Regions from separate parts of the Homo sapiens genome. Here region 2 is linked to region 1. The links are chromatin loops, found by intact Hi-C in ENCODE. Cell type or tissue: heart right ventricle. All regions are shown on one strand. Each heading gives the region's core, and the rest is flanking DNA. Links, peaks and the distances in the headings are about the cores only. Region 1 holds the start of UHRF1 (ubiquitin like with PHD and ring finger domains 1). Region 2 has its middle 6.3 kb from the start of TRV-CAC3-1.

Region 1 (8,281 bases), core at 282-8,281:
GCTGGGCACCAAAGCAAGACTCCATCTCAAAAAGAAAAAGAAAAAAAGAAAAAGAAAAATGTATTCCCTCTTTCAGCCACGTTGAGTTTTCGCAACAGCGCTACAAACAGATGATGTGTTCTGATAGAAATAGGCTAGGTTCCTGCAGCAGGTGCTGTCATTTTGGAAGAGCTCAAGCCGTCTCACACCCTCAGGTGGGCCTGCTCATACCTGTGGTGTGGGTTCTACCTGGCTGATGGCTGAGGGTCTAGAATTGTGTGCAGTAGCGTTGATCGTGTACTGAGGTTGCAAACAGTGAACAGCACCATCTGGACATCGTGGATTAGAATGCAGGAGCTTCCCAAGGCTGCTATGACAAAGGACCACAAACTCAGTGGCTGCAAAACACACATTTATTTATTTGTTGATAGAGCCTTGCTCTGTCACCCAGGTGGGAGTACACTGGCTCGATCTTGGCTCACTGCAACCTCCGTCTCCTGGGTTCAAGTGATTCTCCTGCCTCAATCTCCTGAGTAGCTGGGATTATAGGCACACACCACCCTGCCCAGCTAATTTTTTTTTTTGAGACACAGTCTCGCTCTGTTGTCCAGGCTGAAGTGCAGTGGCACGATCTCTGCTCACTGGAACCTCCGCTTCCCAGGTTCAAGCAATTCTCTGCCTCAGCTTCCCGAGTAGCTGGGATTACAGGCGCCGGCCACCACACCTGGCTAATTTTTGTATTTTTAGTAGAGATGGGGTTTCACCATGTTGACCAGGCTAGTCTGGCGACTCCTGACCTCCAGTTATCTGCCTGCCTCGGCCTCCCAAAGTACTGGGATTACACGTGTGAGCCACCACGCCCGGCCCACACATTTATCATCTTACAGTTTGGGAGGTCAGAAGTCTGAAATAAATTTTAGGGGCAGGGCGGGTTCTAGGAGTCTTTCTTGCTTTTTCTAGCCACCAGAGGCTGCCCATCTTCCTTGCCTCTTGGCCTGATCTTTTTTTTTTTTTTTTTTTTTTTTTGAGACTGAGTTTTGCTTTTGTTGCCCAGGCTGGAGTGCAATGGCGCGATCTTGGCTCACCACAACCTCTGCCTCCTGGGTTCAAGCGATTCTCCTGCCTCAGCCTCCCGAGTAGCTGGGATTACAGACATGTGCCACCACGCCAGGCTAATTTTGTGTTTTTAGTAGAAACGGGGTTTCTCCATGTTAGTCAGGCTGGTCTCGAACTCCTGACCTCAGGTGATCTGCCTGCCTCGGCCTCCCAAAGTGCTGGGATTACAGGTGTGAGCCAACGCGCCCGGCCCTTGGCCTGATCATTGTAAAGCCTGCTTCCACTTTCCCATCTCCTTTGACTTTGACCTTTTGTATCCCTTTTTCACTTATTAGGACCTTTTAAGGACATTGTGCCCACCTGGATCACCCAGGAGACGCTCCCCAACTCAAAATCATTAACTGAATCACACCTGCAAAGTTGCAAAGTCCTTTTAGCTGTGTAAGGCACTGTATTCACAGATCCTGGGGGCGAGGACGTGGGGGTCTAGAGACGCATATCTTCGGGGGCCATGATCTGTCTCCTATATTAGGGACATAGCAGAAGTCCCACTGACCAGATAGAGGAGACTTAATAGAGTGACGAAGAAACTGTAAAAAGCTAAGTGGGAACTCAACATTTTTCTGCTCACAGCTCTCAAGGGAAAGACCAAAGTCCTCCCCGGTGGCCTTCAAGGTATTATATATCACCCCTCTGACCTCAACTCCCCCTCCCCTTTGCTCAGTGGGCCCCAACCACACCAGCCCCTTCCTGCTCCCTGGACACCTCTAAGCCTTTTCCGGCCTCTGGGTTTGACTTTCCCTCCTAGACCCATCTGTCCTTGGAGTCTCATCTCCGATTCCAGCTCAAATGTCATCTTCTCTGAGAGGCCCACCGCAGTGGCCCCAGTGAGAGAGTATCCTCTCTCCCCGCCTCCCACCACATGGCTGCTGGTCACTCTCCTATAAGGAATCATCTGAAATTATCTGCTTTAGTTATTCATTTCTTGCCTGTCTCCCCCAGATAGGAATTTTCCCTCCCTGAGACCACCAACTGGGTCTGCCATGTACACCGCTGGGTTCTGCAGCTCTGAGCAACCTGTCCGGCTGCTTTGTAGGTGCCCAGCACAGGTCACTCCTGTGCCCGCCAGGACTGGTCAGAGTGGAACAGACAGGGCGGAGGGGGCAGGGCAGCCCTGCCCGCCTGGACAGCCTGGAGAAGGCGGGAAAACGAGGCGGGAAAAGACAGCAAACAAGCCCTGCGGGTGGGTAGAGTGGGGAGCCCTGGCAGGCCCTGACGCCAGGCAGTGGGGCTTGGGGCGATCGGGCGAGCCATCAGGGTGCAGGTGGTCTCCTAGGGGCCCCCCACATTCCCTCGCAGTATTTACACATTGATTCCGGCCTTCTTAGACCTACTGGTCAATGCGTGCGAGTGGGGGGCTGCGAACGGACTTGGACTTAAGAGTTCAGGGGGTCTGTACCCTGGGGGTCCCCAAGGCTCCTGGGGTGTCCACGTGCGGGGGGTGACCAGGCCCTGCCACGCAGCCCCTTTGCACGCTGGGCGCGCCCAGCAGAGCGCGCAGGGCTGGGCGGAGCCGTGGCCCACTAGGCGGAGGCGCCGTGGACAGAGGCGGGGGCGCCCCCCACCCTCTTTCTCGCTTCCCGCCACTGCGTCGGCCAATCAGGAGGCAGGCGCCCGCCCCCGGCACGGCCTCCTGCGGCCCCGCAACTCCCAAATGCCGAGTTTTCGCGGGAAAAAAATCAGAGCAGCTGGCAGCGCGGCGGGCAGCGTTTGCCGAGCGGGCGCTCCGGGTCGCACGCAAGTCCGCGCGGGGTCCGGGCCACGCACGCGGTTTCATCGCCATCCCCAGCCGGGCCACGCGCGCAGGCAGACAAGCTGTTCGCGGCGACCGGAGAGGTGAGCGGGCGGGCCGGGTCGGGGTGCCAGCCCGGGCCGGGCGCACGGGGCTCGGGAACTTTGCAAAACTTTCCCGCGCGGCCAGCCCGGGCGCACGCATGTCCCGCACTCTGTCCCGGGATCCAGGGCCTCCCCTTCCACCTAACCCTCGGGAATCGTTCCCCGGCACACATCCGGCTGGAGCCGGGACCAGCGCTGCGTCCCCGGAGCCCGGCGGGGGGTCGAGCGCGCCGGGTGGGGGAGGGCCTGGCGAGCCGCCGGGGAGGATGTCAGGCTCCGCGCCTGCGCGCGGGGCGCCCCGCGATTCAATTGTCGCGCCCGAGCCCGATTTCGCGCGCCCTGAGTTCCCCGGGAGCATCTGGGCCAATGGGGAGCGAGCGGGGCGGGGCGGCCGGGTGCTGCGGAGCCAATAAGAGGCGGCTCAAGTGAAGGGGGGCGGGACTTGACGAGCGGGGGCCCCCTCTGTAGTCCCGGCGGCGGGGGTGGGCGTGGGCTCGCTGGCGCGACCCGCGCGGGCCAGTGGGAGTGCGGGAGGGACGCCGAGGGTCCAGGGTTTGGAGGGGCGCGAGCTGCCGGGGGTTGGAGGTCGAGGTGAGTCGCGGGGCGCGCGCGCTCGCGGGTGGCCGGGACGGGGCGGCCGGTTACCATGGCCACCGCGGGGCGGGCCCGGTCGCGCACGCGCGCGGGGGGGGCCGGCAAGGAGGGGGGGCGTGGGCACCGAGGGGTCCCGGGGTCCGCGGATCTCGGGTGGGGTTTTTCCCTCTCAGTGGCACTTGGTTGAGTTCCCCCGGGACTTCTGAAGTTCCGGCCCGCGCTGGACTTCTGGGATTCCCTCTTCCGTAAATAGGAATCCGAGGAATGAATGAATCAATGAATGAATGAATAAACGAACCAACTCGGCCACTTGGCCCGGGCCTCCTTTCTCCTCTGGTCGTGGGGAAGGAGGGATGGGTTGGACCTTCTGCTTTTCTTTCAATTCCCTCTTTTCATTCTCCTTCCTCCTCAATCTTCAACACTTGGCTAGTCGTTAATGCCTTAAGTGCTTAATTTGTTGTGTCTGGTCCTGGCCAGGGTCTGGCTGTACAGGAGGACTGGAAGGGCATCCTGGGAGTTTCCTGGTGTCCACAGGCCGGACAAAAGCAACCCCGACTCCTTAGAGCATGGCATGGCTCAGAGGTGCTGGTAAAACTGATGGGGGTTTTTGCTGTCCCTCCCCTCAGCGCCGACACCATGTGGATCCAGGTTCGGACCATGGACGGGAGGCAGACCCACACGGTGGACTCGCTGTCCAGGCTGACCAAGGTGGAGGAGCTGAGGCGGAAGATCCAGGAGCTGTTCCACGTGGAGCCAGGCCTGCAGAGGCTGTTCTACAGGGGCAAACAGGTACACCCGCCGCCAGCACCTTTGTTCTATGCCTGGTCCAGGCCTCGCGCCTCTGCAGCCACCAGCCGATACTTTCTCCCTCCCACCTCCCCCCCCAACAACCTCGTCCGGTCCCACTTCATCTCTCCCGGAAGGAGAAGTCCACAGAAACCTCAAATGCCTGCGAGAGGAAGGAACAAAGGGAGGACTCACAGATTGACACGCTGGGCTGGCGGCTGGCCCTCGAATCTATAGGGTCTGGGCTTTTAAACTTCTTTTTTCAAAGCTCCGCCTCAAAATAATGGCTAGAGAAAGAAGTTTTGGAGGTGGCCGATGGAAGGCTGAGGAATTTTCGAGAAAGGGCCCAGGACCATCTGGTAGCTAGGACGGAGGGGACCAGGTTTTCTTTTTTAAACATCCACCACCAATTGCTCTCAGCCTGTACCGGTTAAGCATCAGACCCTGCGAGTGTTTGTTTCTAAAAATTTGGATTAGCTTATTCAGAGTCTGGAGATGGCGCTTGCTAATCAGGAATTTCCGCCACCCTGAGCCTGCTGTGCTGCGGCTGCTGCTGACCTGGGGCGTGTGGTCCCCGAGGGGTCCACCGACCCTCGTCTCTTTCTCTGTTCTGTCTCCAGCCCCTCGTTGCATTTAAAATGTCCCCCTTTGATTTCATAGCTGCCACGTTTGGGGCGCTCCCTCCATTGGCACCTGGGGGTGGAGGTGCTACTTTGGTTGGTGTTTTTGTGGGGGACTGTGGGACCTACTGGGAGTGGGGTTTCCCGGCAGGATGAGACAGTGTGATCGAAGGTGTAGGTCCCATCTGCTGGAGTTGGTTGGACCGTGGGGACGGGCGTAGACTACTGGAACTGGATTAAAAGTCGTCAGTTGAGCTGCGTGTACCCCACTGTGTTGTTGTTGGATTTTGAACCGGGTACTGCTGCCATCTGGTGTCTAGGTTGGAAAATAAACACTGCGCCCGGCCAGGGGTTTTTGGGGGCTGGGAGGATCATGCCTGCTCACTCCAGATGAGACCTGATGATTAATTTCTCTGGCTTGCATGCCATAGGAGACCTTCATTAGCCCTCTTCCCGTAAGAGACGTGATGACTTGAGTCTTAAGAATCTGAGTTAACCCGCCCTGCCCCGGGAGGAGGCGATCTGGAGAACTTGGGGAGTTGACGGTGCAAGCCGCGTGTGTGCAGAGAAGAGGCAGGGCCGGGCTCGACAGAGGAGCTCCGCCTGGCGCTCTCTTCCTCCCTCCTCCTATGATGCGTGCTCCCTTTGTGGCATCCAAACTGATTTTGATTTGCCACTCAGCCTATTGGGTCAGCACAGAAGGCTTCATTTCACAAAGAGTTTCTGAAGCCTGCAAGGACCTTCTAAGTTCACAGCGTAGGTCAGTGGCGGGTTGGACTCTCATGCTCCCAAGTTCAGGAGAGGAGATAATGCTGAGTATCCACTCTATGCCAGCCACCGAGCTAGCATTTTAACTTTTGCATTTCAACCATGCAGGAATGGGAAAACACCTAGACACACCTGCCATGTAGATTTCACCATCGGTATTCTGACTTATTAGGTTTATCTTGAAGCGCTCTGTCTTTCTCTCTGCCCGCCAATCCATCTTTTTGGGATGCATTTCAAAGTAAGTTGCAGACACCAGTCCACCTTTCCCTTATTACTGCAGCACACCGTCAGTACCTAGAGCTCAGTATTTGTTTTTGGTTCTGTTTTCATTGATTTTTTTTGTTGTTGTTCCTATTTGAGACAGGATCTCACTCTGCCCAGGCTGTGTTGCAGTGGCACGATCACAGCTCACTATAGCCTCAGCTTCCTGGGCTCAAGCAATCCTCCAGCCTCAGCCTCCCAAGTAGCTAGGACTATAGGCATGCACCACCATGCCTGGCTAGTTTTTGTATCTTTTGTAGAGATGGGGTCTTATTATATTGCCCAGGGTGGTCTCCTGGGCTCAAGTGACCCTCCTGCCTTGGCCTCTCAAAGTTTTGGGGTTACAGGCGTGAGCTACAGTGCCGGACCTAAAAGCTTTGTCTATAGTGAAACAGATGTTAGACAGACTGAATAATTTTGACAAATGTCTACATCCATGCAACCCAAAACCCCTATCTCCCCTCATTTGTAACATAATACTTGAGTCATACAATAGTGTCTGTCACATTTCTAAGTTTAGTGTGACAATGACAGGAACACGTATGTTAATTAGACATGTACATTGTGCTTTTTTTTTTTTTTTTTTGAGATGGAGTTTCATTCTTGTTGCCCAGGCTGGAGTGCAGTGGCTCGATCTGGGCTCACTGCAACCTTCATCTCCCAAGTTCAAGCGATCCTCCTGCCTTAGCCTCCCAAGTAGCTGGGATTACAGTCACCCACCACCACGCCTGATTAATTTTTTGTATTTTTAGTAGAGACGGAGTTTCACCATGTTGGCCAGGCTGGTCTTGAACTCCTGACCTCAGGTGATCCACCTACCTCCGTCTCCCAAAGTGCTGGGATTACAGGTGTGAACCACTGCACCCAGCCACGTACATTGTGCTTTTAATTGTCAGGATGTCCGCAGTGATGACACCTGGCCCTAGCCTTGCCGGAACTCACCCGGACTGAACAGGGAGCTGGGATTGGAACCTGGGATTTTGGTTTCTGAGACTGGGCTCTCAACACTGAATTTCGTCTCCCAGGTCAGCTCTGGTAGTTATGAAAAGATTCAGTGTTCCTGTGTAACCTTCATAACCGCCTCTTAGTTCCCTTACCCTGTGGCTGTTTCCCATGCAGTAGCTTTTTTTTTTTTTTTTTTTTTTGGAGACAGTTTCGCTCTTATTGCCCAAGGTGGAGTGCAATTGCGTGATCTCGGCTTACCTCAACCTCCACCTCCTGGGTTCCAGCGATTCTTCTGCCTCAGCCTCCCGAGTAGCTGGGATTACAGGTGTGCGCCACCATGCGCAGCTAATTTTTTTTGTATTTTTAGTAGAGATGGGGTTTCTCCATGTTGGTCAGGCTGGTCTCGAACTCCCGACCTCAGGTGATTCACACCCCCCTCCCCCACCTTGGCCTCCCAAAGTGCTGGGATTAGAGGTGTGAACCGTCGCATCCGGCCCCCATGCAGTAGCTTTTAAGAGATCGTGTCGTTGCTTCTGTCTTCCGGGCCACAGAGAGGTGATGCAGTTTCCCCACTTGCATGGCTGGGAAAGTGAGCTGGCAGCAGGGAGGTTTGGACAGTGGCGGGAAGGCGGGACAGAGGCACACAGCAGCACCTCCCAGAGCGTGAAGTCTGCAGGCACCCAGGCTAACGTGATAGAAAGCAACACAGTTCCCGGTGGGCACAAATGGGCAGTTGTCCTTATAGAATGTTCTAGAGTGTTCACAGTCTTTTTTTTTCCCTGTTTAAAGAAACCTGGCCTAGCAGCCCAAGGTCTGCAGTGAAGTTGATGGAGACCCCAGAGCAGAACAGAGTTGGGTCTGTCTCGGAATATGGAGGATCTCGTGGTGGTCTCACTTGGGCTGAATAGGGTGACAGTGATGTCACTTGATGGGCGGGAACGCAGGGAGCTGATCGAGGGCAGTGACTTTGGGCAGACGGCCCAGCCTAGGCAACGGGAGAGGCATCTGCGGCCCCCACCCCTCAATCTTTTTTTTTTTTTTGGCTGCACATCAAAATAACAATAGCTGTCTTTTGCGGCACCTTTAACCTGCTCGGGTACAACGCTCTGCACTGTACATAATCTTTTCAGCATCCCTGGCCCGCGACTCGCCAGCTCCCACATCATCTTATTTTAGATAGGGCTAATACCCACCACGCTGCAGCGCAGTGCGAATTCAATGAGGTTGTGGATTTGAAGGGCGGAGTGAGCCCTGTGCCAGGCTCACAATGAAAGCGAAATCAATCTCTTAGCACAGGGCCTGTCCCGCTCTGCACTGTGGATGTTTGGGGCCAGGTCATCCTCTGGCTGGGACCGTCCTGGGCACTGCAGGGTGCG
Region 2 (8,322 bases), core at 207-8,206, 180 kb before region 1:
GCATGAACCCGGGAGGCGGAGCTTGCACTGAGTGGAGATCGCGCCACTGCACTCCAGACTGGGCGACAGTGAGACTCTGTCTCTAAATAAATAAATAAATAAATAAATAAATAAATAAATAAATTTAAACAAATAAAAATAAAATAATTACTGGTAAATAACTCCATCATGAACAAATTGTCAAAAGTTTCCATTGAGGCAAGTTTTCGTAGAGATTTGCCAAATTCTATTGGAGTCTAAAATGTGTACCTCTCTGTGCCTGTTTTTATGTGTTTTGAGGGGTTTTTGGGTGTTTTTGAGACAGGGTCTCACTGTCACCCAGGCTGGAGTGCGGTGGTGCAATCACAGCTCACTGCAGCCTCGACCTCCTGGGATCAAGGGATCCTCCCACCGCAAGCCTCCCGTGTAGATGGGACCACAGGTGGGTGCCACTATGCCTGGCTAATTTTTAAAAAAATTTTTAGTAGAGATGGGGTCTCGCTATCTCTCCCAAGCTGGTCTCAAACTCCTGCGCTCGAGTAATCCTCCCGACTTGGGTTCCCAAAGTGCTAGGATTACAAGGCTGAGCCACTATCCCTGTCCTGATTTTATGTATTTTAATGGTTATTTCTCTCAGAATGCTGTTGAAACCATATTGAAACATTAAAAGTAGATATATTAAAACTCACAACATTAAGAATGTATTCTAGGCCGGGCGAGGTGGCTCACGCCTGTAATCCCAGCATTTTGGGAGGCCAAGGCGGGCGGATCACTGAGGTCAGGAGTTCGAGACCAGCCTGGCCAACATGGCTAAAACCCATCTCTACTAAAAATACAAAATTAGCCGGGGGTGGTGGCACACGCCTGTAATCCTAGCTACTCGGAAGGCTCAGGCAGGAGAACAGCTTGAATGCAGGAGGCAGAGCTTGCAGTGAGCTGAGATCTCGCCACTGCACTCCAGCCTGGGCAACAAGCAAGACCTCTGTCTCAAAAAAAAAAAAAAAAAAAAAAAGACTGTATTCTAGCAAGGGCAACATAGCAAAACCCCATCTCTACAAAAAATATAAAAACTAGCTGGGTGTGGTTGTGCGCACCTGTAGTTCCAGCTACTTGGAAGGCTGAGGTGGGAGGATTGCTTGAGCCCAGGAGGTCAAGACTACAGTGAGCCATGATCATGACAAGCACTCCAGCCTGAGTGGTAGAGTGAGACCTTGTCAAAACACACACACACACACACACACACACACACACAACAACAACTCACTATGATAATTGTGCTTTTCTGGCTTTTTTTTTTTTTTTTTTTTTTAGACAGAGACGGAGTCTCGCTCTGTTGCCCAGGCTGGAGTGCAGTGGCGCCATCTCGGCTCACTGCAAGCTCCGCCTCCCAGGTTCAAGCCATTCTCCTGCCTCAGCCTCCTGAGTAGCTGGGACTACAGGTGCCCACCACCACACCTGGCTAATTTTTTGTATTTTTAGTAGAGACGGGGTTTCACCGTGTTAGCCAGGATGGTCTCGATCTCCTGACCTCGTGATCCACCCGCCTCCGCCTCCCAAAGTGCCGGGATTACTAGGCGTGAGCCACCGTGCCCAGCCAGTGGCTTTTTTGTGTGTGTGTATTTTTTTTTAGATGGAGTCTCACTCTTGTCCCCGAGGCTGCAGTGCAATGGCACGATCTCTGCTCACTACAACCTCCACTACCTGGGTTCAAGCTATTCTCCTGCCTCAACCTCCAGAGTAGCTGGGATTACAGGCACCCGCCACCACGCCCAGTAAATTTTTGTATTCTTAGTAGAGACAGGGTTTCACCACGTTGGCCAGGCTGGTGTCGAACTCCTGACCTCAGGTGATCCACCCGCCTTGGCCTCCTAAAGTGCTGGGATTACAGGCGTGATCCACTGCGCCGAGCCCATGTTCCCTTTTTATAAGGACACCCATGATATTAGACTACAGCCCACCCTAATGATCTCATTTTAACTTCATTGCCTTTGTGAAGACCCTATCTCCAAATAGGGTCATGTTCTTAGATACTCAGGGGTTAGAATTCTGACTTACCTTTCCGGGGAGTGGGACACAAGAGAGGGATTAGCCATTGTTTGATGAATTGCAACTAATTAACCAATCCCCTATTGTCGGTCTTCTAATGCTTCCCTGTTAACTAAGCTGCCACGAAATCCTGGTTGCTACAATTTATCATAATGTTGCCCATTTACGTGTCTGTTTCTGCTTAGAGCAAAACCCACTGAATCTAATGAGATGTCCTCATTCTCCAGTTCCACTTTCTCTTCTCCAATTATCTTTTTGTTTTGTTTTGAGAGAGTCTCGCTGTGTCCCCCAGGCTGGAGTGCAATGGGGTGATCGTGGCTCACTGTAACCTCCGCCTCCTGTGTTTAATCAATTCTGGTGCCTCAGCTTCCCGAGTAGCTGGGATTCCAGGCGTGCCACCATGCCCGGCTAATTTTTGTATTTTTAGTAGAGATGGGTTTTCGCCACGTTGGCCAGGTGGATCTCGAATTCATGACCTCAGGTGATCCACTGGCCACGGCCTCCCAAAGTGCTGGGATTACAGGCATGAGCCACTGCACCCAGCCTCCAATTCTACTTTGAGCTAAGGTGACTATACACCTGGCTTTGGCTAGGACGGTCCCGGTTTATGCCCCCACCCCCTCAGTGCCCCCTTTCTTGCTCAAAAGTGTGTTGATTGACCAGGCGCAGCGGCTCACGCCTGTAACCCCAGCACTTTGGGAGGCCGAGGTGGGCGGATCACCTGAGGTCTGGAGCTGGAGACCTGCCTGGCCAACATGGCGAAACCCCATCTCTATAAAAATATAAAAATTAGCCTGGCGTGGTGTGTGCCTGTAATCCCGGCTACTTAGGAGGCTGAGGCTGGAGAATCTCTTGAACCCGGGAGGCAGAAGTTGCAGTGAGCCGAGATCGCGCCATTGCACTCCAGCCTGGGTGGCAGGGCGAGACTCCATCTCAAAAAAAAAAAAGGGTCCTGATTTTGACTATAAATTATAGGGTCGCTCTGTCTTGAGCTTCAACACAGACTCCCGCATCCACCACTCCCCAGAAACTCTTCTCACTGATGACCCTCCTGCATCCGGTTCCAAGGTCAGTCTCTCCGTCCCAGTCCTCTCCATGGCATCTGACCCGCCGGATCCCTCCTGCTCCGGGGAGCTCTGTCCTCAGACCATGCACTTCCCTCCAACCTGTCTGGGACATCCTTCAGTCTTCCCTTCTCTCCATTGCTGGCCAAGGGCTGAGTCCTCCAGCCTCCTCCCTCCTCCACCCACACCCCTCCCCAGCGGGCTCCAAACCCCGTCTACAGCCAGCATCGCCTACAGTCTCATCTCCAGCCTGAGTCTCCCTTGAAGTCCAGACTCTGTTCAGCAGCCCCTGATGTCTCCACATGGGGGGCTCATGGGGTCTCACATTCAACGCAGTCACATTGGGCCCCACTGGACCCCCAAACCATTCCTCCCATGTCCACCACCTAGGCTGAGGGCAGGTCCGTCCTTCCAGGGACTCAACCAGAACCTGGGAGTCACCCTGGGCCTCTACTCTCCCACCCATATCCAATCACTCAGTAAATTTGATTAACACTGCTTTCAAAATGCACCTAGATAGGCCGGGCGCGGTGGCTCACGCCTGTAATCCCAGCACTGTGGGAGGCCCAGGCGGGCAGATCACCTGAGGTCAGGAGTTCGAGACCAGCCTGACCTACATGGAGAAACCCTGTCTCTACTAAAAATACATAGCTGGCCGTGGTGGCATGTGCCTGTAATCCCAGCTACTCGGGAGGCCGACACAGGAGAACTGATTGAACCGAGGAGGCAGAGGTTGCGGTGAGCCAAGATCACGCCATTGCACTCCAGACTGGGCAACAAGAGTGAAACTCCTTCTCAAAAAAACAAAAATGCACCTAGAATCTAATCACTGCTTTCCCACTCAGTGCCTGTTCCCTGGTCCAGCCTCCAGCACAGCTCACCTGAGCCAACACACAGTCACCCCTACCTGGACCCCAGTTCCTGCCCTCACCCCCCACAGGCTGTCTCCCCACCAGCAGCCACCAGAGGGTGCTTTTGAGCACCTGAGTCACTTCCTATCCCTCCTCTGCTCACAACCCTCCATGGCTCCCACCTCTCTCAGGGTCAAAGCCCAAGGCCTCCCCATGTCTCACCAGGTCTGGCATGACCTGCCCCATCCCCTCCCTGCCCTCTCCTCTTCCCTTTCTCCCCATTGCTCACTCTGCTCCTCCTCACTGTTCCTCCAACACACCAGGTGAAGTCCTGCCGCAGGGCCTTTGCACAGGCTGTGCCCTCTGGTGGACCCAGGTATTTCCAAGGCTCACTCCCTCTCTTCCTTCAAACCTTGGTTCCAAGGTTACCTCCTCAGAGGGCCTTTCCTGCCTGAGCCTGGCTAAGTGGTAGCCAGTCCTACCTGGCCTTGGAACTCACAAACTTGGTACCTATCATTTATACATGTCCTTCCAGGGCGGCGCAGTGGCTCACGCCTGCAGTCCCAGTACTTTGGGAGGCTGAGGGTGGCAGATAGCTTGAGGCCTGGAGTTCAAGACCAGCCTAACCAACACACTGAAACCCTGCCTCTACAAAAAAAAAAAAAAATACAAAAATTGGCCAGGCATGGTGGTGCATGCCTGTAATCCCAGCTACTTGGGAGGCTGAGGCAGGAGAATCTCTTGAACCTGGGAGGGGGAGGTTTCAGTGAGCTGAGATCATGCCACTGCACTCCGGCCTGGGTGACAGAGCAAGACTCTCTCTCAAAAAAATAAAAATAAAGATGTCCTCCCAATGGCTTTTTAGTCTCTGAAATAATCACATTTGTAGATCTGTTTGCTAATTTTGCCTCCATTTCCCTAGCCAGGCTATGAGCTTCACTAGCAGTATTTTTTGTTATTTATTTTAGTCCATTTTGTTTCCTATTGTGTCACTAAGTCTCAGTAAACATTTGTTGAAATTATGAACAAATGCACAGCCGGCCAAAGGAGAGAAAAGGCCTGGGGTTTGGAGATGGTAGTGAAGTAATACAGGTGGACTTCCTGGTGGAGGGGGCGAACCTGGGAGAACATGTTACCTCCCCCAGAAGCCCCATCAAGGCCTGAGAACTCATTAATCTGCCAAAACCCAACCAACCAAACAAACAAACCAAACACTCCTTTAAAACTTTTTCTTGGGGCCGGGCGCGGTGGCTCATGCCTGTAATCCCAGCACTTTGGGAAGCCAAGGTGGGCGGATCACTTGAGGTGAGGAATTTGAAACCCACCTGGCCAACGTGGTAAAACCCCCTCCTCTACCAAAAATACGCCAATTAGTCAGTCGTGGTGGCGCGCGCCGGTAATCCCAGCTACTTGGGAAGCTGAGGCAGGAGAATCGCTTGAACCAGGGAGGCGGAGGTTGCAGTGAGCCGAGATCGCGCCATTGCACGCCAGCCTGGGCCACAGCGTGAGACTCTGCCTCAAAATAAAATAAATCAGCCGGGCGCGGTGGCTCAGGCCTGTAATCCCAGCACTTTGGGTGGCCGAGGCAGGCGGATCACGAGGTCAGGAGATCGAGACTATCCTGACTAACACGGTGAAACCCCGTCTCTACTAAAAATACAAAAAATTAGCCGGCTGTGGTGGCCGCGCCTGTAGTCCCAGCTACTCGGGAGGCTGAGGCAGGAGAATGGCGCGAACCCAGGAGGCAGAGCTTGCAGTGAGCCGAGATCCCGCCACTGCACTCCAGCCTGGGCGACAGAGCGAGACTCCGTCTCAAAAAATAAAAATAAATAAAAATAAAATAAAATGGTTTCTTGGGTCCTTGAAGCTCTCTCAGGGCAGCCAACATGCTGTGCGACTCCTGGCAAGTTACACCATTCAGTGCCTATTTGCCTGCCTGAAGTCAGGTAGATGTTTCAGAGGTGGCTACTTCACAGAGGCGGCTTGTTTAAAAGGAACAATAGTTCCCTCTTTCCACTAGGTGTCAGCAGAAGCACAGCTGGCCTCACTCGGCATCTCTCCACCCCTACCCCCGTAACCACCCCCGTCCCATCCTCTCCATCTCCACTCCGGGCCCCAGACCTCAGCATCTCAAATTCAGACACTTCCCTCCCTCAGTAGACACCCTTGTATTTGCAGACAAATTCCTGTCCCCAGGCAGGCCTTCGCAGCAGGCATGGTTGGTGGCCTGTCCTACCTGGTGTCCGATCACACCAGGAAACTTCAGCAAGGGCTGCAGAGAAGAGGAAAGAGCAATAAAAGAAGGAAGGTACCTAGGGCCTGGGTGCGGTGGCTCATGCCTGTAATCCTAGCACTTTGGGAGGCTGAGGCGGGTGGATCGCTTGAAGTCAGGAGTTCAAGACCAGCCTGGCTAACATGGCGAAACCCCGTATCTATTAAATTACAAAATCAGCTGGGTGTGATTGTTCACGCCTGTAATCCCAGCTACTTGGGAGGCTGAGGCAGGAGAATCACTTGAACCTGGGAGGCCGAGGTTACAGTGAGCCGAGATCGTGCCACTGCACTCCAGCCTGGGCGACGAGAGCGAGACTCCATCTCAAAAAAGAAGGAAAGTACATAGGGATTCAATGTTTCCAGCCAGGAAACATTTCATACAAATGTTTGTGTTCAAGAATAACTTTGCATGGAATAGCGGAAATCTGTATTGAAAATTGTTCTAAGAAAATGTCACTTTTTGCCTAGGTACAGTGGCTTACACCTGTATTCTCAGTACTTTGGGAGGCTGAGATGGGAGGATCACTTGAGCCCAGGAGTTCAAGACCAGTCTGGATAACATAGTGAGACCCCCGTCTTAGCAAAAACAAAACAAAACAAAACAAGACAAAACAAAAAAAACCTTAGCTGGGCATGGTGGTGAGTGTCTATAGTCCCCACTACACAGGAGGCTGAGGTGGGAGGATTGATTGAGCCTGGAAGTTTGAGGCTGAAAATGAGCTATAATTGAATCACTGCATCCCAGCCTGGGCAACAGAGTTAGATCCCACAGAAGGAAAGAAAGAGAGAGGGAGAGAGAAAGAGAGAGAAAGGAAAAGAAAGAGAGAGAGAAAGAGAAAGAAAGAAAGAGAGAGAAAGGGAAAGAGAGAAAGAGAAAGAAAGAGAGAGAAAGGGAAAGAAAGAGAAAAGGAAAGAAAGAGAGAGAAAGGGAAAGAAAGAGAGAAAGGGAAAGAGAAAGAAAGAGAAAGGGAGAGAGAGAGAAAGAGAAAGAAAGAAAGGAAGAAAGAAAAGAAAGAAAGAAAGAGAGAGAGAAAGAAAGAAAAGAAAAGAAAAGAATGGTTACACTTTAAACTCATTTAGTTCCCCCAACAACCCCATTATGCAGGTGCTATCCAGAATCATCATTGCCCTTTTAATGGGTGAGAAGACAGAGGGACAGGGAGGTTAATTTAACCTGCTCAGGGAGCGACAGAGAGGTTAAGTAACTCAACCAAGGTCACCCAGATCATGAGTAGCAGTATTGGGATTCAAAGCCAGGTGGTCAGGCTCCAAAGTCCATGGTGCATGATGAGACTGCATTCAACACAGATGAATTTCAAGGTAATCAAAGTAATTAAAAATAAAATAAGATATAATAAAAGACCATTGAATTGAACCAGCCAGTAGAAGAACCAGCCTGGACCTTAAAAGGGTCATGGGGCCAGGCACAGTGGCTCACACGTGTAATCCTAGTACTTTGGGAGGCTGAGGAGGGAAGATCGCTTGAGGCCAGGAGTTTAAGACCAGCCTGGGCAACAGGGTAAGACCCTGTCACTACCAAAAATACAAAAATTAGCCCGTCATCGTGGCATGTACCTGTAGTTCCAGTTACTCAGGAGGCTGAGGTGGAAGGACCGCTTAAGTCCAGGAGGCTGAGGCTGCAGTGAGCTATGATTGCACCACTACTGCACTCCAGCCTGGGTGGCAGAGTGAGACCCTGTCTCAAAAAAATAAAGTGGGGGGCTGGGTGCCGGTCATGGTGGCTCACACCTGTAATCCCAGCACTTTGGGAGGCTGAGGCAGGCAGATCACCTAAGGCCAGGAGTTCAAGACCAGCCTGGTCAACATGGTGAAACCCCATATCTACTAAAAATACAAAAATTAGCTGGACGTGGTAGCACACGCCTGTAGTCCCAGCTACTCAGGAGGCTGAGGTAGGAGAATAGCTTGAACCTGGGAGGTGGAGGTTGCAGTGAGCCAAGATCACACCACTGCACTCCAGCCTGGGTGACAGAGCGAAACCCTGTCTCAAAAAAAAAAAAAAAAAGGAACAAAGAGAGAAAGAAACAGAGAGAGAAAGAGAATGAAAGGGAGGAGAGAGGGAGTGAGAGAAATAGAGAGAAAGACAG

The links. Peaks named below come from ENCODE experiments on the same cell type or tissue, not always from the same donor. Only the 100,000 strongest peaks of a DNase experiment are listed, where the experiment ranks them.
Region 2: it touches region 1 in a loop (6-fold over the local background); 19 of 110 quality-filtered maps call a loop at or near these places.

The regions. Positions count from the first base shown.
Region 1 is chr19:4,906,725-4,915,005 of GRCh38, forward strand. UHRF1 (ubiquitin like with PHD and ring finger domains 1) reads left to right here and starts at 2,777. Exons shown (of 17, transcript NM_001048201.3): 1 at 2,777-2,931; 2 at 4,152-4,314. The coding sequence starts at 4,162. It also overlaps a transcript of ARRDC5 not described here. RefSeq lists an enhancer at 1,810-2,716 and silencers at 2,536-2,615, 3,116-3,635. In heart right ventricle, for the core only: CTCF peaks have their summits at 5,247 (motif pointing left) and 5,450; DNase peaks (open chromatin) are centred at 3,337, 4,437 and 5,337; H3K4me3 peaks cover 3,052 bases; H3K27me3 peaks cover 352 bases.
Region 2 is chr19:4,726,837-4,735,158 of GRCh38, forward strand. No RefSeq gene overlaps it. Among named protein-coding and RNA genes, the nearest start is that of TRV-CAC3-1, 6.3 kb to the left of the region's middle. In heart right ventricle, for the core only: CTCF peaks have their summits at 4,052 (motif pointing right), 5,957 (motif pointing right) and 6,160; a DNase peak (open chromatin) is centred at 4,051.